Regions from separate parts of the Homo sapiens genome. Here region 2 is linked to region 1. The links are chromatin loops, found by intact Hi-C in ENCODE. Cell type or tissue: K562. All regions are shown on one strand. Each heading gives the region's core, and the rest is flanking DNA. Links, peaks and the distances in the headings are about the cores only. Region 1 has its middle 12 kb from the start of PISRT1. Region 2 overlaps LOC124906290 (a long non-coding RNA gene).

The links. Peaks named below come from ENCODE experiments on the same cell type or tissue, not always from the same donor. Only the 100,000 strongest peaks of a DNase experiment are listed, where the experiment ranks them.
Region 2: it touches region 1 in a loop (7-fold over the local background); 3 of 110 quality-filtered maps call a loop at or near these places.

The regions. Positions count from the first base shown.
Region 1 is chr3:139,213,963-139,229,705 of GRCh38, forward strand. No RefSeq gene overlaps it. Among named protein-coding and RNA genes, the nearest start is that of PISRT1, 12 kb to the right of the region's middle. RefSeq lists an enhancer at 8,285-8,784. In K562, for the core only: no CTCF peak of the experiment used is centred there; a DNase peak (open chromatin) is centred at 8,259.
Region 2 is chr3:139,292,203-139,307,945 of GRCh38, forward strand. It overlaps LOC124906290 (a long non-coding RNA gene), which reads left to right. Exons shown (of 2, transcript XR_007096115.1): 2 at 1-971. Among named protein-coding and RNA genes, the nearest start is that of MRPS22, 44 kb to the right of the region's middle. In K562, for the core only: a CTCF peak has its summit at 7,323; a DNase peak (open chromatin) is centred at 7,459.

The DNA of each region.
Region 1 (15,743 bases), core at 4,862-12,861:
GGCCTCCAGGAGTTGGGAATGTGGAGACCCTGGGTTGATGACATCTAATTGGGAGTGTCCAGTTGGGTGGGAGAAAGGGTGATGGCTCCCTGCCACCACCCCCCCAATCCTCCCACCTACAAAGAGAAAAATAAGAACCAGAGGCCCTAGGCACGGCCGGGAGGTCTTGTCCTGACAGCTTCCTCCTGGAACAATGAGCTGACACTGGATAGTCTGCAATCACCCGCCAGTTACTCTTCCTGTCTCAACTCAATCAGTTTTTCAGGAATCGGGAATGAGGTGGGGTCTCTGAATGTGCAGGTTCCGGTTGGACAACCTCAGAGCCCTTAAATGCATTCCAGTTCTGTGGCTTCTGAGCTGACTGCTTTGCTTGCCTGGTTTTAGAGGGATGCTAAATAAAAAAAGATTGCCAACCAAACTAGTTGGTTTCAATTTCCTTTGCCTAAAGATGTCATGGATTGTGTTTATGCTGGTGGTCTCTAATGCTGGAGTGGCTGCTTCCCCAAGCAGCTGCTGCAGTCACATGCTTGTTGGGAGGAAAAGGGTAACTGTCAGAGAATTTCTGCCTTGCACTATGGTTAAGTCTTCCCTTTCCCAGGCTGATTTAAGTTTTTACATCATGCTTTCCAAGTCTCTGTCTGCTCCATGTTAGCTTCTGGAGGCAGAGAAGGAAAAGCATACAGTCCCTATCCTCTTAAGAACTCACAGTTGATGAAGATGAGCATGCCTATATCACAAGTGATAGTTAGCGTGTAGGATAATAGAATGGGCTTGGGGGAAGGTACCTGACTCCCTGATTAGTGGGATAGGACTTTGGCTGGCAAACAGGACTCCTGGATTGTAGACCTACATCTGCTACTTATTGTACATCACTGTGCAAATGGAAACCCATCCCTTAATCTCCAAGGCCTCAGTTTTGACTTGTATAAAGTGGGAGAGAGGACTATCTATTTTAGCATTCACACAGAACCATTATGTGGGGCAGAAAAGAGCTGTGAAGGTGCCTGGGGAGGGTACAAAAGTAATTTGGGTTCCAGTGTTTATCAATGCCCTGTTTGCTGCTGTCAGTGAACAAAGTGCTATTACTTTGGTGTTGCAATACAGAAATCATATCTTGAATTTTTTGTTCTCTGGGTATACCCAGAGCCCTCTTAGAGCTCCCAAGAGCAGTCTCAGGCTGCTGTTCAAGATGCACTTCAAGATGAAGGTGAGGTTGGGCCAGCTGTCCAGACAGAATCCTCCAGAGAACCATGGGGTACAACTGTCCATAGATTCAGACTTGATGGAAGGAAGCTGGGAGCTAGGATGGGAAGGGGCTTGCAGTTATACAGAGTAAGTCCTATCCTACAACTGCCCTAATTTATAGTAGAGTCTGGGTTTGTTTCCCTGTTCCTCACCCTGGGCCTTTGATGAGTATTACAGTGTTTCTGCCTGGATGAAGCAGTATCAGAGGAAGCTGGAGTTAGAGGGTCACAGGATGAGCAGTGCTTCTGAGGGCAGTTCAGGGTGACAGGAGGAGGACTGATGCACCCTGAGGAGGGGTGACTCTCAGGTCAGAGGGTCAGGAGGCAGGGACCAGTTTAGAGGAAAACTGCCTTCCCAAGATGCTGTTCTCCATCCATTGGAACCCTTATACTTACTCATCTGTCTCCTTCTCCACTTTCTTTCTCTTCTCCTTGCCCTTCCTCTTTCCTTTCCCTTCCTTTTCCTGTCTCTTCCCCTCTCCTTTTCTTTCCCTCTCTCCTCAAAACCAGCTCTGCACAAATACCCCAACTTCTCCAGGTATGCTCTGTCTAGAAACAGCAGCACAAGCATCTCTTCCCATATTTATTCATTACAAGTATATTTTTGTTACCTCTTTGATTATAGTTACAATAACGGCTTTAAAATTCTAGTCTGCTAACTCCAACAACTGGATCTTTATTGTCTTGTCTTTTCTTTTGGCAATTAGTCAAGCTTCCTTGTTCTTCATGTTGTAATTTTTTCATATCCTGGACATTGTGAATGTAATATTTTGGATGCCCTGGACTCTGTTCTATTCTTATGGATGGTGTTGATTTTTTTTGGTTTGTTTTAGCTGGTAATTTGCTTGTTTGGATTCAAACTGCAAACTCTGTCTCTGGGGCAGCAATACAAATCTCAGCTGAGTACTTTTGTTATAAGCTGGGCAGGTTTGAGCCTATTCCATGCATGCAAGGTTCAGCAATTAGCCAGAGTTTAGCCAGAGTTTTTACATAGAATTCATGGCTCTTTGTCTTTGGCTCTCTACTTTCTAGGATTACTCCTTTACTTTTTGGCAGCTGAGGTTTCTCTGAGCTTTGTTCTCTGGTTCTCTAAGTCAGAAAAACTATAGGTTTTCAATAAGAGTGTGAGTCACCCTACAGGCTACTCACTACTCAGTGTGTATTCAAGATGATTTTGAACTATCTACAAGCTGAAAGCCGTAAAAATGGGAAATATCCTGGGCCCCATTCCTTCTTCCAGATGTCAGCTTCCCTCCAACATCTGCCTGCTTTCTAGTTCCTTTGGATAGTTGCATTTTTTATTTTGTCTAGAGTTAATAGTTACAATTGCTGGGAAGTTTGGTCCAGTGGGTCTGTTGACCATATCATAAGCAGAACTCCTCCTACTATTTTTCTATTTTACCATTTTTAGAAGGTGGCTTCATTTTTCAAGACAGTCTCATGGTCGCAAGATGGCTACTGCAGCTTCAGCCATTATGCCAACATTCCAGGCTGGAAGAAGAATGAAGGAGGAAGAGTAAGATGTGTTTTTCAGCTACAGCAGCCATCCTTTAGAAGGTTTTTTCATTATTCTCACCTAACAACTTTTATCTATATCCCATTGATCAGAATTTAATTGCAAGGTTATAAATAAAATGTAATTATTAACCTGGGCACATTCCTATTCCCAATAGGATCAGAGTTAAGTTATTATGGTAAGAAATAAGGGAGGATTACTCTCAGAAAGGCAATTAGAAGATCTCTCATTTCATAGACATAATATGAAGTTTAAAAATGTTAATACCTATTAAATGCTTAGTGTCATTCATGGAACTTCATAAATCTTGCTTTTAGTATTGATAGGAATTTCATAATAGACATAATAAGCCTAGGCCATGATGAAAATCCCAAAGAGAGATAGAGCCCAATTTGGAGTAGAGGGGTGTCAGGGAAGACTTCCTGGAGGCAGTGACTACTGAATCTAAAAGACAAATAACCATTAATCAGATAAGAGAGGAAATGAGTCCCAGGCAGGAGGAACAGCATTGAGTAAAGGCTCAGAAGTAAGAAACAACCTATTGTGTGTAGGGATATACTAATATTCTGCATAAAGTATGGAATGGTGAAAGAAGAGGTGGCAGAGGTAGTCAAGGACTAAGGCACAGAAAGGGGCTGATTCATCTCCAGTGTCTAAGAATGTGCTCAGAATATAGGGGGCGAGTCTTATGTGTGGTCAGGTAGCAGTTGAGTTGGAGAAGTACATGCACACACACAGCTGAGTTCACCTAACCCCACAGGACTCCCGTAAGAGAGATGCCTGGTAGGAAGCGAGCCCTGTGGCCCAAATACTGTAGACATTTTCCTCCCTGGGAGTTCAGGACAGAGGTGAAGCTGTGGCCTGGGTGGTCACTGTGGCCTCCTGAGAGATCCAGACCTCACATGCCCCATAACTCTTCTCAAGGATAGGAACTTTCAAAAACATGCTTGACAAGTTTGGTCAAACAGGAAGACAAGAGCTGATAGTGTGGGAAGGAGGCAAGGGTGGTGGCTCGCTGCCTGGGCCTTTTCCAACCTCCTCTTCCCACCCTCACCCTAGACCAGATTTGGTCCTGAACTCCCAGAATCCCTCAAGTGTGGGCTTGGGAGGGGAGCATGCACCTATGCACCAGAAGTGCCTGGGAGGAGTCTGCGGGCTCCGCCTCTGCCTTTGCCCCAGCATCCTCACAGTGTCAGCCAGGAACTCTCTTCTTTTAGCTTATTCTGTTTCTGCTGAAAGCTCCTCCTGGCTCACAAGTTCTAGATCTCTGTGTCTCTCCTGACCCCTCTCTGCAGTATTGTGTACCATTCAGTTTAGTTCACATTCATTGCACACTTATGAGGTTCCAGGGCCCTATCCTGGGCCTGGAAGATATCTTTCTGTGATGTGTGTGTGTTTGTGTGTAGGATTAGTTATTAGATATTAGAACATAGTAGATCTACCTTGTCCTTCTTTATGCTGTGGAGAAATATTTGTGGTTTTGGCCATTCCTTCATTAGTGGGTGTGTAGGCTGTTTCTGGGTCTCTGGTATTCCCATAATGCTGCAGTAGCATGCCTGTGTGTACCTCCTTTGCACAGGCCTGCACAGGGGTGAATGGCTCAGCGAGGCCTGGCAGTGAGAGGGGAATGGCGGGGAATCTAATGGCAAGCTGTCCTCTGGAGCAACTGTACCAATTCACATTCATGTGTGTCATGACTATCAACCCACCTCCCCACATTCTTTAATATATTTTACCATATATATTTAAAATGTTGTCAATAGAATTATGTTTTTATTTGCTTGCCTTCTGCACCAGACTCTGAGATTCTCAAGGTCGGGGACTATTCATGCCTTGCTCAACTTGAAGATATTTTAAAAATTCCATTTTCCTCCTCTATTGATTTAGAAAGTTTATACTCTCATTTTAGTGGTTACTCTTAAAGTTTTAACATGTGTCTTTGACAAGGTAGCAAAAAATAAAAGTTTTAACATGTGCCTTTCACACTGAAAGGCAATTATCCTCTTGCCATCTTCCATACCTTGCTTGTTATCAATGTCCACTAATTTAGTTTCAAGTCATTTTTTATCCCAACATGAACCTTTATTGTTACTGTTCAATAGAACTGATACTTGTTGAACTTTGCCCACCTATATACTATTTTCTTTGTTCTCAAGTCCCTTGTGTGTATGAGATCTTTCTGGAATCACTTTCCTTCTTCCTTTGGTGCTTTAGTGAGGGCATATAGTAGTCAACTTAGTTCTTGGTCTGAAATGGCTCTTGTCCTCTTATTCATAAGTGAGTGTTATGTTCGGTTCAGAATTCTAGGTAGATAGTTATTTTCCCTTAGCACATTGAAGATGTTATTTCACTGCCTTCCTGCTCCCATTGTTGTGGTTGAAAACATTGCTGCTTGTCTGCTTGTTCTTGTACAAGTGATCTGTAGTCTTTTTCCTGTAGTATTTTTAAAGATTCTGTATTCTACAGTTTCCCTATGATGTGTCTACACGTGAATTCTTTTGTTTTGTTTTTTTTGATGGAGTCTCGCTCTGTTGCCCAGGCTGAAGTGCAGTGGTGCGATCTCGGCTCACTGCAAGCTCTGCCTCCCAGGTTCACGCCATTCTCCTGCCTCAGCCTCCCAACTAGCTGGGACTACAGGCACCCGCCACCACGCCTGGCTAATTTTTTTGGTATTTTTAGTAGATGTTAGCCAGGATGGTCTTGATCTCCTGACCCCATGATCTGCCCGCCTTGGCCTCCCAAAGTGCTGGGATTACAGGCGTGAGCCACTGCGCCCGGCTGAGAATTTGTTTTTACTTATCCTGCCTGGGTTACTTGTGGTTCCTGAATCTCATTATTTACGTCTTTTATCAATTTTCAAAAATTCTTAGCCATTATTTCTTCATTATCTCAGAAGAAATTCTAAATGTCTTCTTCAGGAACTCCAATTAGACATAGTTTAGATCTTCTCATTCTATCCTCCATGCCTCTTAGTCCTGCTTACATTTTTCATCTCTCTCTCTCTGTGCTGCACTATTAGTAATATCTTTAGATCTGCCTCCCAACTCACAAATTCTCAATTGCTTAACCAATTTCATTGGGCCTTAAACTTCAATAATTTGAGTTTCTATTTTAAGAGGTTTTATTTATTTACTTTCCAAATAGGCCTGGCCATTTTTAATAATCTCTGTTCCTTGCTGAGTTTTTTCTTCCCTGTTTTACTTCATTAAACATTTTAAAAATATACCTATTTTATGTATTATATCTAATCATTCCAATGTCTCAGGTCTTTCTGGGTATAAGTCTGCTATTGGTTGCTTGTGATGATTCTCACTTACTGTTCCTCATGTGTCTTATAACTTTTTTTTTTTTTTTTATTGTGAGCTCTACTTGACTGCTCTACTCCTGCAGGGAACCTAAGGGACCTGGGTTGATGACGTGCTCTTCCAGAAAGAAGTTGCTTTTGCCTCTTCCTGTTGTCCCAGAGAACCACCAGCCTGGGGATGCTTTAATTCCTTGACTTGGGGTTTCTTGAACTGGGCAGGTAGTGTAAATTTGAATCCTCGACCTGCAGGGTGAGGCTATGGTTATGAATTGTCAGTGGAGGCTTTATTCTTTTATTTTCCTTTCCCTACTTGGATCTGAGCCTAAGATAGCCTAGTTGTTTCCCTTTGCTGTGTGCAGATTCCTTTTCTAGTCTATCCTTGTACTTAGGATGTAGCTCTTCAAGAAGCCCAGCTTCTGTTGTGGGAGTGGGGCAGGGTGGGGGAGCCTAAGACCTTGTATCCTCTGTTGCCAATAAACCCTGTCTCAGCAAATGCCTGACAGCTTTGCTGGGGCAGCGTTGGCTCCACAGGCTGGAGTCCTGTCTCCTCTCCACTTCTGACATTTAGAGAGTTCTTATTTTACTACAAGTTCAGTTCTGCATTTAAAAAGATGTTTGATGTATTTCATCTAGTTTTCTTTTTGTATTAGGAGGTTTGTTTGTATGGCCCCTGCTCATCCCCCCTCCATCAATAGAATATCTAATTCACAATACCACCAGAAGCAGAAATCCTTATGAGGATTTTGAAGTATGACTAGGATTCCAGTGCTCCCCCAGGGTTCTGTGGTGGGCACCTCTGTGGCATAGTCTAGTGCCCAAACCTTTGTGTCTTTAATTGTTTTGTATTGCTGATATTTTACTCAGAATTTTTAGCTCTTTGCAAATTCCTCAGGCTTGGTATGTGGTTCTAGGCCAAGTGTGCCTTCCTGCCACAGAGCATTTGTGTGGCTCAGCCCCATGATGACCCCTTCTGCCTCTAGTCCAGTGTTGGCCCACAAGTCATAGGAAGCATCCCAGACCCTTCCACAAGGGGTAAGTATATGACTTCTCAGCAGAGGGATGTGTCTGTACACCTCCTGCCCTGTCTCTGCCTCCTCAGTCTCTCTGAGATGTGGACCTTGGTCTCAAGACTCTGTTTCCCTGTTGGAAAGCCTGCCCTCCCTGTTCCCTCACCTGGACCCAGGTTAGCACCTGCTGTAGCACTTGAGATGTCATGGTTAGAGATCTGTTCCCTGCGATTGTCCCTTCTTAGAACCCATCTAGAATACAGATCTGTTCATTTTTTATTCATTATTAAGATCTTAGTGTGAATGAATTTGTCTGATACTGTAATAATAATGGTAATAACCAGTATTTATCAAGTTCCTATAGTGCACTAAGTGATATTTATTGAGACCCCACACTGACAGCACAGATAGGGAAAGATTAATCTGTAGATCAAGATATGACCTGGAGTCGGGGGCTGGCCAAGGGATCACTAAGATGGGTTCCAGGTGTGATGGAGTTCATGAGGTCCCTGGGGGGCTTGGAAAGGGAGGGGGACAGGCAGATCTTTGTCATTCATTCAGTCAACAAACACTCCCTGAGTGTTCTGAGTGTCAGGCATTATGCAGGCTGCTGGGGATGCTGATAGGAATAAAGTCTGGCCTCTGCCCTCAGGAAGCTTAGAAGAGCCTGGCATGGCAAATTGCAGCATGTCACCCAAGATCATCTATCCTAGTCCTTCATTGTACAGATGAAGTAACTGAGGCACAGATAGGGGAGGGAACTGGCCCAGGGTTGCACAGCAAGTACTTTCCTCACAGAGATAGTGAGGCTGGCCATGGGGAGGTGCCCTACATCTCCCCCATCCCCTAGAAGTCATCTGCCCAGCAGATGATCTGGGCTGCAGTATGGAAGCCTGGGTCAGCTGTAGACTCTGCTCCCCCAGGGTCCTGTGGTGGTACTCCTATGGCTCTCAGAGGCCGTTGGGGCTGGGGTACAGTGGGGGCCCCTCTGCTTTCCCTCAGTCCCCAGGAAGGGCAGACTGCTAACTGAAAAGGCTCTGCTGCAGCCTAAGCTGAGGGGAGGGCCTTCCTCTCCCATCCAAATGAAACCCATGGTACAGAGCCGTCTTTATCATGTCCCAGCTGGGACTGCCTTGAGCTTGCTGGGAGTTGCTGGGGCTGGGAGCGAACCTCAGGACAGGCTGACACGGCAGAGAGGAGATAATTTCAATCTGCAGCCTCCAGATTGAGGGAGAAATGTAAACACAGGCTGCTGAGCCAGCTGGGCACCCCACTGGCTGGCCCTCCACAGAGCCCGCTGTGTAGGGAGTGGGGTTTCGTCTGTGACCTGGTTTTTCTCAGGTCACATGTGAGAGGGTGGCTGCTTTGGCTGCTGAGGTCCCTCAGGCCAGCCTCATCCTCAGTGAACCTGAATAATGCACTTGGCCTGACCAGCAGACGGGGAGGTGAGAGTCCCAGCCCAACACCAGACAGAGCTCCATCCGATCCTAGCTCCATTCCACACTTCGCTGTGGAGCATCCTTCAGCAAGTCACTTGATTTCTCTACACCTCAGTTTCCTCATCTGTAAAATGGGGGTCATTTTAGGACCACCTTCATGGCAGTGTTTGATTTTTATTCATTCTACAAATGTTTATTGGGTACTACTTAAGTTCTGGGGAGCATTCTAGGCATTGAGGATACAGCATGAACAAAATACAAAGCAGAGGCTGTCCCTCTACTCAAAGCTGAGAGTGAGGCTTCAGTGAGATGCTATGGCTAAAATGCTTGACACTGGCCCTGGCACGGAGAAAATGCTCAATAAATGGTAGTTACTGATTGTTATAATTAATTGAGTCAGTGCAGCCTGAGTCCATCTCCCATCCTCTTCACCCCTTCACATGGCTAACTTGTACTCAGCTTTTAGTATGTAGACGTTCTTTCCTTCAAGAAGCCTTCCCTGATTTCCTGAGCTGGATTATTTCCCTTTCTCTCCACTTTATTATGGCACTTATCACAGACCATTGTCACCTGTGCACTCTTCAAGGCCAGGCTAGATCTTGATCCATCCCTGGCACATTGCAGGTGTTCATTAAATGTTTGTTGGAGGCTGGGCATGGTGGCTAACGCCTGTAATCCCAGCACTTTGGGAGGCTGAGATAGGTGGATCACCTGAGGTCAGGAGTTCGAGACCAGCCTGACCAACATAGTGAAACCCTGTCTCTATTAAAAATACAAAATTAGCTGGGCATGGTGGCAGGCACCTGTAATCCCATCTACTCGGGAGGCTGAGGCAGAAGAATCACTTGAACCAGGGAGGCGGAGGTTACAGTGAGCTGAGATCACACCATTGCACTCCAGCCTGGGCAACAAGAGCGAAACTCTGTCTCAAAAAGAAAAAAAAATGTTTGTTGAGTGAATGAATGAATGAATGATTGTGAGTCCTAACCATAACCCCTACTCTCAGGGTACTTTAGGTTATAAGAGAGTCAAGGAAAGGAACTTTCTTGCTTACGACTGAGAATCACTTATGGGGAAACCACAGGTTAGCAGTGTGAATTTCTGTATGTGTGAGTACATGATCGTGATTGCTGACATTTATTTATAGTGTGTATGATAGCTGAACATTGTTAGGAGTACTTTAGGTTGATTTAATCTTAGCCTACTCCTATGGGGTAAGAATGATAATTTTCCCCATTTTGCAGATGAGGAAATGGAGGCCCAGGATGGTTAAATATTTTGCTCAAGGCCATCCAGATAGTAAATGTGGATGGAGTCAGGACTTGAACCCAAGTGGGACAGCTCTAGAGCCGATGCTCTCAATTCCCCACCCTGTGATTTCCCATGCCTGTGTGTGTGTGCGCGCACATGTGCTTGTGCATATAGATGTGTGGGCAGATGGGCATGCCCGTGCGTGTCTTGTGGCAAATGTATCCTGGGAAACTCCTATTATGATGGGCAGTCTCTGGCCCTGGACAGGCTCTAGAGCTTGGGGTGGCAGAAAGAAGCAAGCTATTGCTTTAGGTCCAAGTGACAGAAACAGGTAGTCTAGAAGGATGTGCTGTCATAAAAACCATAAATAAAAACCACTGTGTTTTGAGAAACCATTTGCTTGTCTCTGGGTGGACCTGATGATGTGTGGGCTGGTGGGGTGGTGACAACTGCAGGTCTGAGAGGTTGTGGACACCAAACTCAGCATGGCATATTTATTTACTGGCTAGTTTTAACATTTTTCATTACATATATCTCCAGGGACCCCAATGACATATTGAGAGGCACAGGGTCTTCTGCCATTCTTCAGGCTCTTGATACTGTTTGTTTTTTCCCCAGCTGTGGGCAGAATGATTCTTAGGAAACTGATGAATGGTGTTTGGTCAGGGGAAAAGAGCCCATGTGTTTTTGTGGGTGCATCTGTTAGGTGCAGAACTGTGTTACACTCAGGCACTCTTCCATGTGTGCCTGGCTCTACATACTCCTTACTCAGAAAGAAAGAAGCTTCCTTGATGCAGATTGTCATTTTTTCATTCAACCAACACTCCTCAAGATGCTACTCTGTGCCAAGCCTTGTATAGGCCTTAGGAATAAAATGGAGCACGAGACCCAGGCCTGGAGGAGCTGACAGTCTAGTGGGAGAGTCAGATCAGGAAACCATGACAGCCCAGGATGGAGAGGGCCCTACCTGCGGAGCATGCAGAGAGCACCTCATGGAGCAATTCCTAATGCAGCCTGGGGCAGGTGCAAGCAGGGAAAGCTTCTTGGAGGTGCTAAGTGGGATGAGTTTTGAAGGGTGAACTTAAGATAACCAGGGAAACAAAGTGAAGGGATGCTTTCATGAGTTGTAGGTAGTATAAAAGCCTGGCCTGAAGAGAGGGTCCAGGGTGCTCAGAAAATACTAAGTAGTTTGGTTTGGATGGGGAGGCATGTGTTTGTGCTTGTTGGTGTCAGTGTGTGTGTGTGCATTTGTTTATCAGGGGAGGTAGTAACTGAAGAGTTGCATTGGCAATTTCTATTTACATGTTTTCTGTGAAACACTTCTATGAAGTACAATGCATAAGGAACATTTAGTCATTCACATTTTAGTGTGAATAAATTGACCTTTTTTTTTCTTGAAGAACATCGAACCCTTGAATGAGAATAGATGCTGAATGATGATACAGGCTACCCTGTTCAAAATTAGTCATATTCCCTACTCTGTCACATTCTCTGCAACTCTCAAAACCCTCCTGGAACCTGTTGCTGTTTTCAGCCTGTATCCCCTCTGAAGCATGGCAGTCTTGTTGTCTGCCCTGCATTGTAGAAAGCTGAGGAACCTAACATTTGTCCCACACTCACCTCTGGTTAACCCTGTTGGGAGGAAGGGACCCTCCTGATACAGAGGCATGGCTTGGGCAGGCGCCACAGGTCTGAGAGAGTGAAGGGAGGCCTGGGCAGGCTGCCGGCCAGACCACCTGGCCCAGTCCCTGCTTACTGTCCCTGTGCCCAGACCTTGCCTTGCTCCCAGCTGTGGTATCTTCTCTTTGACAGATGAAAGTAATAGACCACCCCCTTCAGAGGGGGCTCCAGTAACTTAAACCATGTGGGCTCCACGGGGTAGGGTGGGATGCAAAACACACTTTTGCAGGGAGAAGGGAAGGCGTGAGGAAGAGCCATTGTCTCAGTTTTGTGTGTCCTGCCTGGAGAGGGCCTCAGGGTGGATGTTTAATGGGCTTGCCAGCTGGGCGATGGAGCCCCAGGCCTCCTGACTCACTGGCCACTTGATTGGCTGAGTGCCTGGTAGACCTAGCTTCTGGACAATCGTGGTGCATGGGCTGCAGGCACATCTCCAGAATGGGAACTTTGGGGTATACAGTCCCTTGGAAGTAGCTGAAATAAAACCTCTCCAAAGTGGTGCCATCTCTGTCAGGACCTGATGGTTTGAACTCCTGGGATGGTGGGCTTCTCTTTCAGAGCTGAGCTGACCTTCCGAGGGATCTGGGGCTGAGGCCAGGTCCTGAGCTGCTGAGGGCAAGGCCCTGAGGATAAGAACTGGGGACAGACAGCATGTTCTAAGCCAGGCTGGGTGGCCACTTGCTGGGACACAGTGGAGGATTCACTGTCAGGTAGGACTGTTGCAACAGATTATGTTAAGAAACTGTACTTGGGTTCCTATACCTTATGAGATAGCTGCACATACGTTGTCTCTTTTGACCTTACAACAAGCCTAGGTCCTATATTGAGGATTAAGTTATTTAAAAAGGGAACTTGCCCAGGGTCACAATGAGGAACGGGTAAAGGCAGGTTTTGAATCAAGGCCTAAGCCCATTTTCACTCTTTACAGTACATCTTTGCTTCTAAGGGTCAGCTCCAGGTTGCTGGAGTTCAAAGCCCAGCTGGGCCACTTTTATGTATGGTGAACTTGGGCAGGTTACTTAACTTCTCTGTGTCTCAGTTTTCTCATCTATCATTGTTAACGATAGAACTGCCTGTTAGGATTTTAGGGAGGATCTAATGAAGTAATTCAATGTGAGACCCTGAGCAAGGACCAGGCGCATTGCAATTGCTCACCAAGTAATAGCTGCCAAGGCCGTCAGTAGAATTGCTGGGGTTGTGCTGGATTGTAGATGAGCATGTTGGTGTGGATGTGATCTCAGTACCCCATCACCTGGACTAAAGGGTGTGATGAGCTTTGGCTCTTTGGCCTCCTGAGGGTCCCCTTCTCTTCAAGTCCCAAAAGATGACTTAGACACTGGGCTCCATAGCCACTTTCACACAGTCACTCTCCCATGGGGAACAGGGGAACAATGAAGGAAAAACACTGCATAATCCATTCATGGCTGGGAGCTGGCTGTGGCTGTTCAGGGCCCTGTCAGACCATGCTGGCCTGGAGCTGTCAAATCATTAAGGAAGGTTATTTTGAAGAGGTGGACTTAGTAAAGTTCATGCAAATGGAATGTTTTCTGTAATGAGGAAGCATGGTCTGAGACTACAGTGGTCTGAGAATAGCTGGCCATACATCCGAGGTGCCAGGCCAGTCTTGGTTATGTGTGATGTCTCAAAGTAATTATTAGCAGTGCCCTTTTCATTGTTAAACGTGCCCTGGTTCAGATGATAAATTATACGTCAACCCTAATTTGAGTTGCAAGCAAGGCTTTATCCACTGAGCTGGCTACCTCGCTGAGTGTAAAGGTGTGCTGGGAAAGCCCCTTTCTTCCCTGGTAAAGCCTGTCACTACAGGGCTACCAGGATCCAGATGGTGGGGCCTGTATGGGAGACATCCAGGAATAGCCACAGCACTTGGAACCCAGGCAGCAAAACTCCTGACTCTGCAGAGTGGGGGTGGGGGTGGGTGGAGGAGCCAGGAAGACGGCCTTGAGTGCAGTCCAGCTGGCAGCATGGAGGCCTGGGCCCACAGCCAGAGACCCACACTGCTTTGTCACCTGGGTAGGAGTTGGGGAGATTTTAGTTCAAAGACATATGAGATATTGGTCTGGCTTAACTTTTTCATTTTCCTGATAATAATGACAATGGTAATCATGACTACCTTTAATTAAGCCCCAACTAAGTGCCAGGTGTGTGTGTGTGTGTTTGTGTGTGTGTGTGTGTGTGTGTGTGTATTATGCACAAATATATATGTATATATAATTTAATTAAGCCCCAACTAAGTGCCAGGTGTGTGTGTATTATGCACATATATATGTGTATATATATTTGTGTGTAATACTTATATATTATATATAATCATATATACACACACTATAGATATAGTGTGTATGTATAACATATTTATACATATGTAACATATACACACACTTCTTAAAGTAGTCCAGAGATGTTGGGTGAGACAGAAAGAAGAAAAGGAACACTCTTCATATCACCCCACTAGTAAGTGGCAGAACCAGGATTTGGACCCAGGATCCAGTATGCCACTTGCACAGCCCTGCAGCCCAGGTTGGGCTTGGAAGATAAAGAGGCAGGGGAGGATGGGCTTGCTGGGGACCTTTCTGTTCCTGTTTGTCCCTTGCCCTCCCTGGGCCATGTCTGCCAGGGAAAGGCCATGCTCGAGGCCACATGAGGAGTTGCTGAGCTGTCTTTCATCCGGTCCCGCAGTTATTTGTTCAGCATGCAGTGCAAATTTCCCTGTCTCGAGACATGGAATCTGGTAAAGCTTTGCCTGGATCAATGTCCAACCCCTTTCAAGTTCTGGAGAAAGTTACTCCTCTCTAAAGTTCAGACCTGCCAGACTCAATAACTCCACAAAAATGCTTGGATGAAAATTGCTCCAAGCAATCCCAGTGGAAAGCCAGCACCTCACCCCTCGTTTAAAGTTATGATCCTTATCATAATTAATTCAATAAAGAAGTAATGTGCTTCAACCTAGGCAGAGAGAATAATTTTCTGTCCTGACTGGTATAAACTTTCAACTCGGGACATTTAAACTCTGGGTCTGAGCTCTTGCAGCAAGTAATAAATTGCAGACCCCGGCAGGGCTGCAGAACCCTGATTTAAACTGCGGTAAATAGGCCGCTATTGAAGAGAGGAAGATTTGGATTCGGGTGGGCAACTCCAATAAATAGCAGAGCATTGTTTATAAACCCTGCAGTCCCGGCTGGCCTCCGCCTTGAGACAGGCAGTAGCGTTTGCTGTTGAAAGCACCAGAGCGTTTGATCCTCACACTCAGAGGACCCACCTTGAGTCTTGAATTTAAAATCTGTTTCCTTCTATAATTGAAAGGTAGGATTAGCCTGACTTCTAAACAGACTAACACATTCTCAAGTGGAGATACTGACTTGGACCAAGCCAACTCAGCCCAGAGTTGCCTTTCCTACTCTTTCTCTGGAGGTTGCAGTGATAAAAGTTCATTCTGGATTTGTTTTGAACACGTTCAGAGTAACGAAGCCCCTGTATTGTCCCAGAAGTCCATCAGGTTTGCAGAAATTACAAGTTTAGCAATCAAAGTCTTTGGAAACAAGTTATAATAGAAGGAAAGTCAGTTTCAATCAAAACAACTTTCAGATTGCATATTATAGGAAAAGATAAATTCAACATCCATTGTTTTGTGAAAATAATTCAATGATGAGGGAGGCAGGGTTCTTTAAAGTGGTTAAATTTGGGAACATCAAGGCGGTTGTCAGACTCGTATTCTTTTGTTCCTGGCTTAAGATTTTGGATACCTCCTTTTTGAACTGACAGCAAGCATGCATTCCAAAACTCAAGAGGACCTTTCTCTTCAATTTTATGGGGTTGAAAACAATTGTATTATCGGCCCACGTTCTGCTCTGTGGCCTCAAGCTCATGCAGAGATGCACTGTGACAAGGCTTACTGCAGTGTTAGCTATTCCAAACCACGCCGGGCTTGCGTAGCGCTATATCCAAGACAAATAGCTGGTTCTGGAGAAGTGATTGAGAATATTCATGGATGTTATTCATCAAAACACACAACATACACATACTAGGCAGCCTAGACCCTTTTGGTATCATAAAAAATGTGAAGCGCTGCCCCAGGGGAGGGAGGAGGAGCAGTCCTTTGAAACTTAGATGGGGAGAAGAATGTAGGAGAGAGGATGGGGCAGCTAATCAACTATTTCAGGTCCAGGTACACCCCTTACATCCTTTTTGGAGCATAGACAAATATACATAAATATGTGGATAAATAAAATAATTGTGTGCCACATATATCAATCATTTTCTGTGGGTTTGTAAAGAAAATATCTAATA
Region 2 (15,743 bases), core at 2,926-10,925, 76 kb after region 1:
AGACCACTGAGAGCTCAGTCCTCAGCAGAGGAGCTGGAGGGAAAGAGACATTGGAATACTTCACTGTGATTGTCCACGCCGTCATTCTCTTCATCTGTATAAACTGTGGCTGGTTCACTTTAACCCTGAGCAGGAGCTGCCTATGAAAGAGGATGGCTGGAGTCAGATGCCTGGGCACTCTTCTGGTCAAGTCGGGAGCTCTCAGTGCCTGCTGACTCATCTGTAAAATGGGGATAACGTCAGGATGAGCTAATAACGCGGAAGCCAGAAAGGCTGATGCCATCTCTGTTTCCAATATGATTTTTATGGCCTCCAAGATGGTGTCCTTAGAATCTTTCTCTGCAGCAGGCTCGTTTTTCTCCTCAAATTCCTCTGTGTTTGGCTAAGAACAATCTGTTTTTCCTACACTTGTCAAGTTGCTCGAAATTCCTAATGCCCATTCATGTTCTTTCCAAGGATTAGCAGAGCACTCCTCGCTTGTCTTTCATCACACTCCCTCCGCACATGGGGTAAAAATTACATTTGAGTGGAACCCTGGCTATCGATGCCTGTAAAATGGAGACTTTGGCGAGACTCACTTGCCTGGGTCAGAGTGGGAAACAGGCTGAAAAACAGGCCTGAGCATCTTTAATGATGTGCAGAAAGAGAGGGGCCTCTGCCCCCACGGGCAGATGTACACAGCTGCTAACAGAGAAGCCCCTCATCCTGTACGACCAGTGCAGAGAAACGATCCCCTCGAATGCTTCCTAGTGGAGTTAAGAAATTTTTTGTTGATCGTGCCTTTGAACTAAGGTCATTTAAGTATACAACAGATGTTCCTCTGAGGGAAACAGACTTATAAAGTCAGGAACACAGAAGGGACCTAATGGTTTACTAGGGGTGGCGCATTAAGTTCATAGCAATTTAACTCCTTTCAATGCTAAACAAAACAATGACGCAATTTGATGCGCAATAAAAACTTGTCAAAACAATCATCCTGGGCAGTGGAGGTCCTTTCAGTCATTCTTCTTCTAAAGATAAACCAAGGGCACAAGTGACAGACGTTTCTGGCTTCTCTGTGTAGTTGGAGCAGTCAGTGTGGCAGCCTCAGCCGCTCCAGGCTGGATCATCCAGGATGGTTGAAGCCTGAAGCCTGGGGGTAGAGGGAGGGGGCAGCCGTGAAATAAAAGGGCAGAAAATTCATGATCTGAGTGGCTTCCTGGCTGTGCTAGTTTTCTGTGGGTGGAATTAGTGATCACCTGGGAAGTAGGGTTGGGGGGTGGCTGGGCAAGTCCCACTGCTTAATAAGTCCCTCCACAGCCTGCTTCACATATCAGACTCCACAATGAGGGCTTTGTGAGTGAAACCACAGGTATGTATTCAGTGTCTCCTATGTGTCGGGCACATCCATGGGGTTCAGCATTGCCTTCTCCAGGGTCCTCTGTGTAACTACCGCTTTCCATGAGAGGACTCCAGCAGCAAGGCAAAAGAAGACTGGATTTAAATTCAGGGAGATCAGCGTCTAAATTTCAGCCCAGACATTTATTAGCTGTGTGACCCTGGACAAGTCACTTAACCTCTCTGAGGTTTGATTTTCTCCACGTATAAAATGGAGGTGGTTGTACTCACAACATGGGGTTGTTATCAGGCTTGAGTAAAAGAATGGATGAAAATCCCTAGCACAGTTCTTGGCACAGGGTAGATGTTTCCCTTCCCTGCCAAGGGAATGAACAAGGCAGCATCCCTGCCTTCAGGGAGCTTATAGTCTAGATGGGCAGACAAGCTCTGTGTGCATAAAAGGCAAGGGATTCTTCCAGGCCATGGAAAAGCACAAAAACTTAGGTGCTGTAGAAGCTAAGTGGAAGGTGGCTGCTGGGACTGGGTGACCAGGGATGGGTTCCTGGAGAAGAAGGCCTTGAGTTAGGTCTAATAGTCTTTGGGAAGGGAAAAGAGGGCATTCCAGTCAGGTGGAGCCCAGTGAGTAAAGGTACATTGGAATATTGAAGGCATGTTTGAGGCTGGCCGTGAGGCAGCCAGGCTTCTGAAACACAGCTTTTGGTGGGTAACAGGTGGGAGTTAAGACTGGCTGGGCAAGTGGGATGCAGATTGTGAGGAGCCTCAGGTTCCAAGCTTAACTTTTTCTGGAGGCAGCAGGGAACCACTGCAGCTCTTTGAACTAAGGAACACTAATAACGTCTGTATTCCAAGAAGATTTGTCCAGTCTGTGAATGGGAAAAACTTGGCACACTCCCTGATCCTGTGCTCATGGCAGACACAGTTAATCAATCTCAGCCTGGAGGCCAGGAGACAGTTTGGAAGCTGTTATAATATTCTGTTTGTAGGGTGAGGAGGGTGTACCCTGGATGAGTTTGTTCATTGTTAGGGTATGTATCTCTCCACTTTTTTTTTTATTTTGAGATGGAGTCTCGCTCTGTCGCCAGGCTGGAGTGCAGTGGCGCGATCTCGGCTCACTGCAAGCTCCGCCTCCCGGGTTCACGCCATTCTCCTGCCTCAGCCTCCCGAGTAGCTGAGACTACAGGTGCCTGCCACCACACCCAGCTAATTTTTTTGATATTTTTAGTAGAGACGGGGTTTCACCGTGTTAGCCAGGATGCTCTCGATTTCCTGACCTCGTAATCTGCCCACCTCAGCCTCCCAAAGTGCTGGGATTACAGGCGTGAGCCACTGCACCCAGCCCATATCTCTCCACTTTTGATTTTAAGACGGATGAGGAGACAGGGCTTGCTGTGAATGTACAATGGTCTTCCATCTTTGGTACCCCAAGGACCAGTGTTTTTGGGACTCGAGCCTCCTCAGCAGCTCCCCGGCTTCCCTGTGTTTACTGTCCCAAGCAGTCTCTGATGTTCCCTGTAGGATCCTGGATCAGAGTCTGACAGCTGCAGCTATCCCTGGAGTCCAGCGCTGAGCCCTGGCCCAGAGGGAGAGGGGCTAGGGCCTGGCACGCCTGGCCACGTGGCCCCTAGGTCTGAGGTTCAGCAGCAAGCAGTGCACTGTGGCTTCCCATCTGTGCCTGCTTTGGCAATGATGCACATCTGAAATGTCTGACTGTTTGGGCAGGAGCTTGGCAAGCTGGGCCTCACTCTGGAAGAGGAGTGGAATTTTCCTGAAATGATAAACCGTTTAAATTGGTCAGAACTTTCTAAAGTTACTGAGGTGCCAGAAATAGAAGGCAAGGATGCTCGCATTGTTGTAATTTCTCTCTTGATTTGCATTTAGAGCCAATTTTAATCCATGGAGATGGCAGCTTGATGTGACTACTAAATTTGGGCCAAATCCTACCTCTGCAGGACAGGGAAAAGTGTGGAGACCACTGCAGAGCAGAGGCCGCCCTTTCCATGACCACAGCTCCTGGCCTCTGCGAGATCCCGTCTCCATCCTCATCTGGCCCTGCCAGAAGGGTAGGACAGCTCCATTCCACCTGCCTGGAGAAGCCTCTGGAGCAGTCTGGGGAGAAGGAATGTTACTTCTCACTCCTCCCTGATTGGTGCTTGCACCGTGCTCCAGCAAGACTAACCACCTTATCCCACCTCATCCATGCCCCGAAGCTTGCCAAATCCTGCAGCCTTGTCTCCAAACAAGCCTTGAGTTCAGCCACTCCCTCCACCTCAATGGTCACCATCATCTGTCACCTGGAGCTTCCTCCCTGGTCTCCTTCTCCCTTCCACCTTTCCATACAGCAGCCAATGTGATCTGTTTAAAGAATCCTGGCTGAGCACGATAGCTCAAGCCTGTGATCCCAGCACTTTAGGAGGCCGAGATGGGTGGACCACTTGAGGTCAGAAGTTCGAGACCAGGCAGGTCAACGTGGCGAAACCCAGTCTCTACTAAAAATACAAAAACTAGCCAGCCATGGTGGTGTGCACCTATAACCCCAGCTACTCGGGAGGCTGAGGCAGGAGAATGGCGTGAACCCGGGAAGCGGAGCTTGCAGTGAGCCGAGATTGCACCACTGCAGTCCGCAGTCCGGCCTGGGCGACAGAGCGAGACTCCATCACAAAACAAAACAAAACAAAACGAAACAAAACAAAACAAAATAAACAAAAAACAAAAAGCAATCCTATTAAAGCAGAAAGCAGACTGACTGATGTGGGGGTTGTTCTAGGTGCTTTGTGCACAACAGCCTTGTGGGGAGCATTATCACTTCCATCATGCCCTTCAGATAGATAAGGAAACTGAGTTGCAGAATGCTTCATAGCTCACCTGAGACTACACAGCTGTCAGCAGCAGAGCCTGGACCAGAACCCAGCTTGTCGAGGTCCAGAGTCCATGCAGCTTAAACTTAACCACTGTGCCGTACTGGCTGCATCAAAGTCATGTCCTTCTGTGCCAACTCTGTTCTCACTAATCTCTGGCTTCTCATTGCACTGATAGCATCCAGCCCTTGCCAGGCCCTGCAGGATCTGCACTGGTCCCACCTCTGATCTCTCTCAGGCCATTTCCCTCTGCCCACTCTGCTCTGGTCAGAATGGACTGGGGTTGCAGAATGAAACACAGGATGCGCGGTTAAATTTGAACTTCAGATAAGCAATGGGACTTTTTTGGTATAAATATATCCTGTGCAATATTTGGGACATATTTACACTAAGGAAATATTCATTGTTTATCTGAAATCCACATTTAACTTCTGTTTGTGTGTATATGTGTGTGTGCATGCATGCATGTGTGCCACTGAATCTGGCAGCTCTGGCCTGGACTCATTCTGTTCCCCCAACTGCTGAGTGCATGCCCGCATCATGGCCCTCACTGCACTTTTTCCTCTGATGCAGTGCTCTTCTCCCGCTATGCCTGGCTGGCTCCTTCTCCTTTGTATTTTAGCTTAGGTATCACCTCCTCAGGGAAGCCTTCCCTCACCACTGATCTAAACTAGGCTCCCTGCTATTCTGCCCGACTATCCTCTCCTTTCCCCACGATTTGTGCTTACATATTTCACCTCCATCGAGCTTGCTTCCCCCAGAAGGCTCAATGAGCTGTGCGTTCCCTCAGGGAAGGAGCCACATGTGCTTTGTTCATCACTGATGTGCAGTGCCAGCAAGGCCCAGGCCCATAGTACTTGTTATGTCAATACACATTTCTGCATTCACCTGTGCTGATCCCTCTTTCTGGAAGCCCTCCATCTCCCCTCACCTCATTTTCCACCTACTCTTTTAGTCTTTTCATTTTGTTTGATTCATTGTGGTTGATGAGCCAAGGTATGTCTGGGGTTAAGCTAGGAGAGTTCTCAGGAGCCCTCAAGAAGCTTGTGGTGAGGAAGACATTTGGAGCAGTGAGCTCTGGTGCAGTGTGCCTAGAAGCCTAGGAAGATGGCACAAGTGCCATGTTATGGGGACAGTGCCCTCCTAAAAGACTACTGAATGGACTGCCCTCAACTTCACTCCAGGAAAAGTCAACTCTCTTGCCCCTGTCCTAGGAGAGCTTTGCGCAGACCTTAACCATAAGGAGTTCCTGTGGCTCCTCTGCCTCATGACTCCCGAAGACAGAGGCTCTGCTGCTCCTTTGCACATCCCCAGCTCCTCCTAACACAGCTTCAATCACAGTAGATTTGTTTATCCCTTAGAATGCTGTGGGCTGCAAGTAACAGAATCCATGACTCAAACTACCATGTCAATAAGGAAATGTCTTATCTCATACTACAGGAAGCCTAGAGGCAGGGTGGGCAGATCCAGCAGCTCAGCAATGGCATCAGGGACCTGGGTCTCCTCTGTTGTCTTCAGCATGGATGCCACGCTAAGGACGTCTCCCCTTTGATCACCAGTGATCACACACAGTGAACACACACACACTTGGGTCTCTGTTCCTGTCTGTTTTTGCCCAGCATAAATGAGAGAATAAATTTCCCCAATCCTGGCACAGGTATCCTTATCCTCAGTCTGATAGGGACAATGACCCACTCTGGACCCTGGACATGTGCCAGGGAAACACCATGTTCTGATTAGCTTAGGGCAGAGGTTTCTAAACTTTCTTGGTTATGCCACCCTTAGTGCCTTAGTATTTTTTCACAGCATTCTAGGCCAAAAGAAATACCCAATAGTTCCGTTTGTTAAGCCGTTAGGTACAAACAATTTAATAAGTATGTCTTAACAATTTTGCAGCCATTTGAAAAATTAATGCACATAAAATGGAAAGAAAAGTAATATTTTTATATCACTCTTAATTGCCCACAATTATTTGTTAATGGGATGTGTGTGCCTGTCGGGCCTGCACAACCTCTCAAACCTGGGAATTAGACTGGACCCGCTATTCTTTTTTCTTATTTACATAGATATTTGTGCAGTACTTATTTTTTATGACAGCAACCATTGAAAACCTGGTTCCACAAAGCTATGACATCATGAATGTTAATATTGCGAAGTACCTTGAACTAATCTCATGATTCCAATGGATGTCACTGTGTTTCTTGAAAATTGAAAATATCACTTGGTGCTACTGTGAGTTCACTGCAGCACCTGGGGGCGCCTTGGTGCACCATCTGGGAAGCATGGGTTTAGGATAACTATTGTGCCTCTGAGGAGCTAGGCGTGAGGGAGGCCAATAGCTGCATGAAATCAAGGTTCTGTTTGGAAAGAGAAAAAAAGCAGTGGAGGCCAGGTAGGTAACAGGATCCACCAAAGTGGATATTAATGATTGTTGACTGGATGCTGAATTTCAAGGCCATCAAGAAAGGAAAAATACCTTTTAGCACTTGCTTTTTCATGCTTCCCATTAAGAAACCGTGAGAGAGTTCACTGCAGAAATTTAATTCCTATTACATACAATCATTTCACTTCATTTCTGTAGGATGGCTTTGTTCAACACATCAATAACTAGTTCAGATGTTCTTAACCTCTTTTGTCCCAGACCTGTGAGCCCGTCACAGAAATGAGCTGTAGGAGACGTATGTTCACATGCTGACTTGACCCCTAATTCACTTTATTATTTTAGACACATTTTCTGATCGCTCTCAACCTCAGTTTCTGGTTGAGATCCGTAAAATGCCAGTCATCACTCCTACCCAATCTCCCCCAATGAGGATATCCTGTCCTGGAATTAGGGGTTTGCTGGTGAGCAAAACTGACTACAGCACTAGGGGCAGAGCCACCAGCAGGCCTTATTGACCAGAGCCATGACCCTTTCCTCCTGAGGGCCTCTGCGGCCCCTGACTAACCCTGTACTCATCCTGGGAGATCCTGGCTTGGCTCAGTCGCTGGCTGCCAGGCATGGAGCTGGCTCCTGACAAGGAGGCACATTTGTGATCATGGCTCTTTCTTTCCATCCTCATCCCAGAGAGAGGATTCTGTCCTGATCTTCCCCAACCCTCTACCACCTAGAGTGTGCATCTGGCTTCTGGCTCACCATCGCCCCCAGGAAATGTCTACAGGATGAGTCATCAAGGTCCTCCCGAGCTCCCAGGTCCAATTCCTCCTTGGCTACTGCTCGGGCTTATCAGAGTCAGCGTCCTTGTTCCCCAGCAAGCCGAGTTCAGACAATCTCTTTCCGGAGATTATGTTCCCAAGCCTCTGTGGCGGCCAGGCCTTTGATAACCACCTGGTGAAGCGGCCTTCAACTCTCCTCCCACGGAAGCATTGAGTTTCAGAGCCGCCCTGCCTGAGGGGTGCTGCACAGCCAGACCTCAGGTTAGATGAAAAGCAAGTGCCAGGAACTGCCTGGGCCAGACAGAGATGGGGCAAGGCCACTGCCAGATAGCTTGGGCCACTGTGGGCTGCGAGCATTTTCTCTCTTCCCTGACTCTGTTTACACCAACCTTAGAGACCCCCTTCAGCTGGGTTGATGTTTATAATTGAAAGCAAGCACATGCTCTGGTATCAAGCCCTTTATAGAGTATTTACTCTGTGCCAGGCACTGTTTTAAAATTTTTAAATTTTTAATTACATTCAATCCTCACCATCGCTTGATAAATAATTTAATTTCCTTCATTCCCATTTTACATATTATAAGATTGAGGCTTAGGCCAGTCAAGTAACTTGCTCATGATCATGCTGCTGGCAAGTGGCAAAGCTGGGGCTTGAACCAATGCAGCTTGACACCAAAGCCTGGACCCTAACTCCTATACTGCCAGACTGAGTCACAAGCTGGGGGACATTAGGGACCCTCCAGTTCAAGCCTCCTGCTTGACCAATGAAGACTGTCATCAGCTCACTGGTGACAAATGTTCTGGAACCTGGTCTGCCTAGCTCCTGGGCCCAGAAATCTTTCCAAGGATGTTCAAAGTCTTTTATTATGTGGGGAAGGTGGCCTTTGAGGGTGGGGAGAAAGGAGACTGTTTGGTACTTGCAAATCCCTGAATTGATAGCGGTGGCAAGATACTTGGATTCAGAGCAGTGAGGTTTGTGGTTGAGGGATCCTCTGTCACAGGCACTAAGTACCATGTATTGAATTCGCTGTTTACCAAGTGTAAAATGGTCAGTCCTCCCAAAGGCGATTGGGCAACAGGGACCAAGAGCCCTAAAAATGTTCCTATACTTTACCCAATAATGCCACTTCTAGGACTGTATCCCAAAGAAATATTTTGAAATGCCAGCAAAGTTTTTCATATCATTGCTTTTGCAATGCCACAAAACAAACAAATATACAAAGCCTACACTAGAGGAATGCTTAGATTAACCCTGGCTCAGCCCAGTGAAGGAAGACTATGCAGCCTTCAAAAATGGGGTTTACAAACAGAATTTAATGAAATGAGAAAAAGCTTACTGAAAATGTCAAGCCATAGGTGTGATGGGAGGAGCTGAACATCGAACCACAGAACGATAAATACTTTAGGATCTCAATTATGTAAAGAAAGTGAACCAGGTTGGGGAGGGGCAGGGGGAGACTGAAAGAAAAAATATCATAATTTTAATTGTCTCTCTCTGCAATTTTTGGTGTTTGTAAAATTGTCTACAGATTTAGCTCTACTTGTGTGGTTGGAGAAGACAACCAACCAACCAGCCATAACAATAAATAGAAGGGAAATGTTCCTGGCTGGTGTCTCTCCAGACTGTGAGGGCAGGGGCAGCTCTCACAGGGCACCAGGGCAGGGAGGGCTCGGGGAATGTCAGGGGCACCCATGCGCTGAACTGACCTAGAAAACTCCCTGCCTCAGAGCGATGGCATGGGGGCAGCATTCCAGCTTGCCCTTACTCTGGGGAGCTGTTTGCGCACGGGGTTGCTGTGGGCAACTTTTCTGGCTGGGGTGCTTCTCCACACAGCCAGCTGAGCCACTTCGCCTGTTGGTCTGGGAGAGCCTAGCCTCTCAAAGCCTCATTGTTGACCCTCAGAGGAAGAAGCAACTTCACTGATAGAGTGACTCAGCTGGCCAAGAGTTGATACTTACCCCAGCTTCCCTTCATTCCCTCTGTAAAGCAGAACAAAGACTTGTTGCCTTGGGAAGGTGCTGATGCTTTGAGTACATAGGCAAAAGCAGAGCCTCCAGGCCAGAAGAGATCTGAGTTCAGGTCCAAGTTTGAGGTCCAGAGGGGTGGCTGGAGGGTCAGGAGAAACCTTGACATCCAGGATGCTCTGCAGGGTCCAGAGTGCTGGGCTTTAGTGGGCCCACCAAGTCCGGGCCACACCTCTCTTGGACACCCACCCATGTGGAGCTGAGCATCCAAATGGCTTGCATCCCAGGCAGGCCTCGCCTGGCTCCTGGCATGAGTGGACAGAGCCTGCACTCAGGATGTTGTGGCCCCAGCTGCATCAGCACTAACAGTACCTCCTACTTATTAGTGCCAGTCCTGCATGGTGGGCCCTGCCCAGAGCTACTCAGATCCACACAGAAGTCAGTAGCATGAACAGTTAGAACAGCCTGGGACCTGCCCCAACCCTAGGCCTGCTGCCTTGGGGAATCGACAGTGAATGCACTGTGGGTCAGTGTCGGGGAAAGAGGAGTCAGCCTCCATGAATAGCCATAGAATGTTGAGGAAGATTCCTGCTTAAGCAAGCAAAGCAACTACTTCCACGTGGCGTGGTTGACAATGAGGCTCCATCATGTGGAAGCCTGAGCTCATCATAGCCTCCCTCTGTTCCTTTGATTGCCTGTGCTCTGGTTCACTCCTGAAGCCCCTCAGACTCAGGGGCCGAGTTGTGTCTCCAGCCCCAGAGCTGTGCACATTGCATGCATATGGCCACCACCCTGGATGACAATTCTTGACCGTAGCTGGCAACACACAGCACTTCAGCTCATTCTGGCAGTCCTCGTCTCTACTCTGGAGTCTGACTCACCCCACAGGAGTGTTCTCGGGCTCACTTTGCTGGATATCATCAGGGCATCGCGTGCTCTCTCTCTGGTGGCTGGACTGGCTCAGCTAAAGTATGCTTGGCATCTGTGTGTGGTCACAGGAAACAGTTATGAGGTTACTGTTGCTGGTTGTTTTGGTTTTGTGTTTTGTTTGTTACTGTTTCCTAAGAATGCTTAGATCAGATAGAGATGTGGTTATGTAAAAAAAGAAGAAGAAATTTTGGCTGTGAACGGCAAGAAACATCACAGTGGTCTTTCGGTCTTTCCACCTATTTTGAGCTACTATTTGCTGAGTGCTTGCTGTGTATTCTGCTCCTTTCTCATTACATTTCCATGAATCCTCAAAATAACCCTATGAATTAGGTATCGTTTGATCACTCGTGCATTTCAAAGCTCTTTACTGAGTTGTTCCTAAATGTCAGGCATTATTATGACCCCCCGTTCTAAGTTGCAGTGACTGAGGCTCAGGGAGCTTAGGTAATTTGCCAGGGATTCAAGGCAGGAAGTGGTGAGAGGTGAGGTTGGCCTGGTGGAGGTAGGTCCAGATCTGGGGAGGGGATCAGTGTATCAGGCCAAGGAGTTTGGGGATTTCAGCTGAGAATGAGACCTTCCAGAACATGACGTAGAACAGGTGGGGTGTGTGCATGTGTGTGTTGCGATTTTTTGGGAAACGACCTGAGGCAGACAGAGGGCTCAGGTCTTCTGGAGATGAGCCTGGTTTGTTTTAAGGCTCCCCATACTTTCACTCAACAGAACAAACACAAAAGGAAGAGCTGAGAGCACAGGAGCCATTGAGGCTCTGAATTAGGAATCGTCAGATTTGTTTTATTGGATTTGATTTTCTGAAAAAACTACCTACAAAACTCGGTGTCTTAGTCATTTGGGCTGCTATAGCAAAGTTCAAAGGACTGGGTGGCTTACAAAAAATAGGAGTTTGTTTCTCACAGCCCTGGAGGCTGAAAGCTTAAGATCAGGGTGCCAGCATGGTCAGGTTCTGGCGAGGGCCCTCTTCCACGTTGCAGAACGCTGAGCTCTCATTGTGTCCACACATGGGGGAAAGAGTGAGCCAGCTCTCTGGCCTCTTATTATAAAGGCACTAATCCCATTCATGAGGGCTCTACCCTCATGGCTTATTATCTCCCAAGGTCCTACCTCCAAATACTATCACAGTAGGATTAGACTTCAGTATAGGAATTTGGGGGAGACAAATATTCAGTCTATAATACTCAGATTACTTTTTCTTTCCCCCAGAGCAGCACAAAATGTTCTAAGTGGACACCTACCATGTGCTTGGGCCTGGGCTAGCTGCTCCAGGGAAGAGAGAAGGGGGCAGAGAGGGGAGAGAGAGAGAAGGAACAGGAACAGGTGTGTTCTCTGCATACAGGTAGTTATAGTTCAGGTGAGGTGATGAGAGCCACACCCATTTCCATGCTCTGTGACTGGGGTGCTCACAGGTAACTCCATGGAGGAGATGGCATCTTAAAAAAAGGATAAGAGCTGGATTGGTGGTGAGATGGAGGAAAGGACATCACAGATAGAAGGCCCAACGTGGCTAATGGAGGGGATTGTAGTAAGTATGATTGTCAGGGGCAAGGCCTAGCTCCAATGAAGCGGAGGAGGGAATGTGTTCTTGAAAGCTTTAGCAAATCTGAGATGTTCCTGCTCATCTGGCCTCATCTGGAGAGTGAAAACCACCTGTCTTGGATTTCTTGCCCGCTCCACTCCCACCTGGGGAATAATTCCTGAAATCCTTTTCTAGTAAAATGCCCATGCTCCTCTCTCCCAGTTATCTACAGAGTTTAAGACAAGAGGTGACGTAGTGAGTAGGAGATTCGTCTCCAGATCAGAGACATCTGGGCTTTAGTCCTGGACTAGCCACTTGTCACACTGTGGTCTTGTGCATATTCTTAGACTCTCTAAATCTTATTTTTCTCAGCTGCTTAAAGGAAATAATGGGAGTTTCTCTTTCATCACACTGTTGTAAGAATCAAGTGAGATGTAACCCTTATAGCTTCCAGTGTCTCAGTGGCTCAGACTTTGTATAGAGTCTCATTCAAAGAAGCTCAGTCCAAGCACCAAAAATAACTTAAAAAGTACTTCTTCAATCTTTGTTGCTTCTCTTGAATAACATTACAGGAGATCTCTTGCGTAACCACCACAATGATTCTGAAAGATGCTCTCCTCCTCACCTCACTTCTCCCATATCCTGTACCTACTCCAAAAAACCCTCACTCACTGAAGGGTTTTTCTGTTCTCTCCCCATTGATGAGCTGATTTGCATTCGAATATGGCAAGTGGAGGAAGCCTCTGAATGCTGATACATCAGTAGTTTTTGACCCATTACAGAAATAGCGTCTCTAAAGCACTTAGCACAGAGTCTGGCTCTTTGTAAAGTCTCAATGCATTCTCTTATTAATTAGAAAAACTGTGAAAGCAAATAATAGTTACTAAAAAATTAGAACTCAGGGCCCGGCGCGGTGGCTCGTGCCTGTAATCCCAGCACTTTGGGAGGCCGAGGCAGGCGGATCATGAGGTCAGGAGATCGAGACCATCCTGGCTAACACGGTGAAACCCCATCTCTACTAAAAATACAAAAAATTAGCCAGGCGTGGTGGCGGGCGCCTGTAGTCCCAGCTACTCAGGAGGCTGAGGCAGGAGAATGGCGTGAACCTGGGAGGCGGAGCTTGCAGTGAGCCGAGATCGCGCCACTGCGCTCCAGCCTGGGCGACAGAGTGAGACTCCATCTCAAAAAAAAAAAAAAAAAAAAAAAAAAACCAAAATTAGAGCTCGAAAAATATTATCAGATAGTACAAGTAGTTCTTTTTCTCCTAAAAAAAAATAGCTGAAGACAGTTATTTAAATCTTGAAAACCTTTAAAAGAAGCTTTCCCCTAATGTTTAATTCCTTAGATCTTCCTCCTAAAACTGTGTCTGTGGATCAGCAAGGAAACTGCCTCCCGGTTCTGCTCTGGTGGCCTCTCTAATTCTCGACATTATTGCCCTGTTTCTGAAAACCACAGTGAACACCCTGAAACTCTGGGGACAATTCTGACAACTTTGGAGCTGGGAGGGAGTTCATGGCCCCTTGGCTTCCAAAACAGAAAGAGGGGCTATGACCTGGCGCTTGGGATTGTCAGAGTTAGTTGGATTCTGAACTGAGAAGAACTGTCTGAGGACAGAGGGGAGATGGATAGTGCAGAGAAAGGATCATTCATTCATTCATTCACTCAACAGCCCTTCGTTGAGCATCTATTGGTAACAGATTGTGACATATTATTTTTTCCAAAGATAGCCATGCCCTATGTTTATCTCACCCCATATGCCTTTCTTGCAGGGTGACGGACACTCCTTCCACCTAGGGGGACCTGCATTTACTCCCCTTGAATCTGGATGGGTGTGTATGACTGCTTTGGCCAATAGAATATGGTAGAAGTGCTATTATATGACTTCTGATTTTAGGTCATAAAAAGGATACAGATTCCAGTTGTTTCCCTCTCTCTCTCTTTCTCCCCACAACCCCACACTCTCTTTTGGGATGCTTGCTCTTGGAACCCAGATGCCATGCTGGGAGGAAGCTCAGGTCACATGGAGAGGCCCAGGTAGTCCTGCAGTCAATAGGCAGCATCAACCACCACACATTGTGAATGATCCTTCAGATGGTCCCAGACCCTAGCTCAGGCCCAGACATTGTGGACAAAGTGTCCCATCTGTGCTAAATTCCTGACCTCTGGAAACCTTGGAGGTAAAATATAACTATTGTAGATTTGAGTCACTAGGTTCTGGGATAATTTGTTAGGCAGCAATAAATAGCTGGTGCATAGGCTCTGTGGGGAGTCCGGGCCACAGGAAGAGCTGTCGGGATCTCTGGGGAGATCACTAAGTAAACAGACAGTGACTGTGTTGCTTGATAAGGGCCATAGAGGGGAGCACAGAGAAAGTGTGTCTGACTCCCCTGGGGTACTGGGGATGGGGGCTCAGAAAGTCTTCTTGGGAGAGGTGACATGTCAGCTTGGTCTGGAAGGGCTAGAGTTAGCCAGCTGAAAGGAAGGATGAAAAATGGGGAAGAATGAAGGGAGGGGGCACTCCAGGGGGAAAACCTGGGCCAGGGCCATGTCCCTGGGAACTGGCTGCTCAGGGTGTTATCTGGCTTTTCTAGGTGACAAATCTCTCTAAGAACTGATCATTGTATAGGGTCTCACAACTGGCCAAGCCCCTGCATCTACCCAGGACAAATGAAATCAAGACTGTGGCCTTAGAAATCCTGTTCCAGGCCAGGGCCTAGGTACTGGCAGGGTATGAGGCGGTGGCCCACAGACAGCAGTGAGGAGTTATCCCAGAGCACATCTTTCTCTTGGGCTGTAGCAGCCTCTGAAAGTACTGGAAACCAGCAGGGGAGGGGGCCAGGGGCGAGATGGGGGTCAGTAGCATGGCCAATGCATTTGGGCAGCATGGGAAAATCCTGAAACAGCTTCCTACTCCAGGGGAAAGGTGTTTTTAATGCAAATTACAGCAGCATTGTTACCTGTAAGTTGGTGCTGACTTGCTAGGGCAGCAAGGCTGGCATTTGACTCCTTTAGATGTTCCCCATGGCCGAGTCCCACTCTATGAACTGCCCTTCTCTGAACATAGCTTCTCCCTGGTGGCCTTGGGTTTTTGCCTGAGCCCCTTCTCATACCCGGAGTGCCCATCCTGCTATTTTTATCTAGTCCCTCACCTCCTCCAGGAAGCCCTCCAAGAACCCTCAGGCTCCTCAGGACTCTACAGCCCCCTGTAACAGCCCTGGAATATGGTGGTGCCATGGCCTGTTTACCTGTGTGCCTCCCCAGCTGAATGTGGGCTTCTGGAAGGTGCAGGCAGTATCTTCCAGGGCCCAGCCCAGAGGAGGCCTTCTTTAAAACCTTGCTTTTGGGTGATAACCAGGATGGATGTTCCTTTATCTCTGTCATGAGATCTGTGAACACAGGAGGGACTCATGTGCCCTCCACTGCCCTCTGCAGAGCCTTCCACACTGGAGCATTTGCTAAGCACTGGCTGAATGAATTATGTGTCTCTGTGATCTTCAGTCCTAGGCCATGAATATTTCTGGGTCTGCTCATTGAGAACTTGCATGCAGATAGCACTCCATAAGTGGTTGTTGGATCGAGTTGAATCAGATTCCAGGCTAAGGACAGTGGGATACTGGGGTGGATGAGCTTGGTGTGTCTGGGGGTATGTGTGTGTCTTTCAGTACCTCTGTGTGGGGGTCGTATCTAGATGTGTGTGTTTGTGTGCATCTGTGACTGAGTGTCCATGTGCATCTCATCTTGGATGAGTCCATATGTGTCTTTTGTGATTGTGCATGACTGTGTGTGTTGCGTGTCTGTGTGGGGATGCTCCCTCTGAGCTAAGAGCAGGGGATAGAGACAGCCACCACCCAGTCAGGAGCCAGCCAGCTGTGTCTCCATGGAGTCTCTTGCCTGCCGGGTCCCAGGACAGCCAGCCTAGCCTAGCAAGACTCAGGCCTTTTTTGCAAGTTCTAAGCAGTGGCACAGACA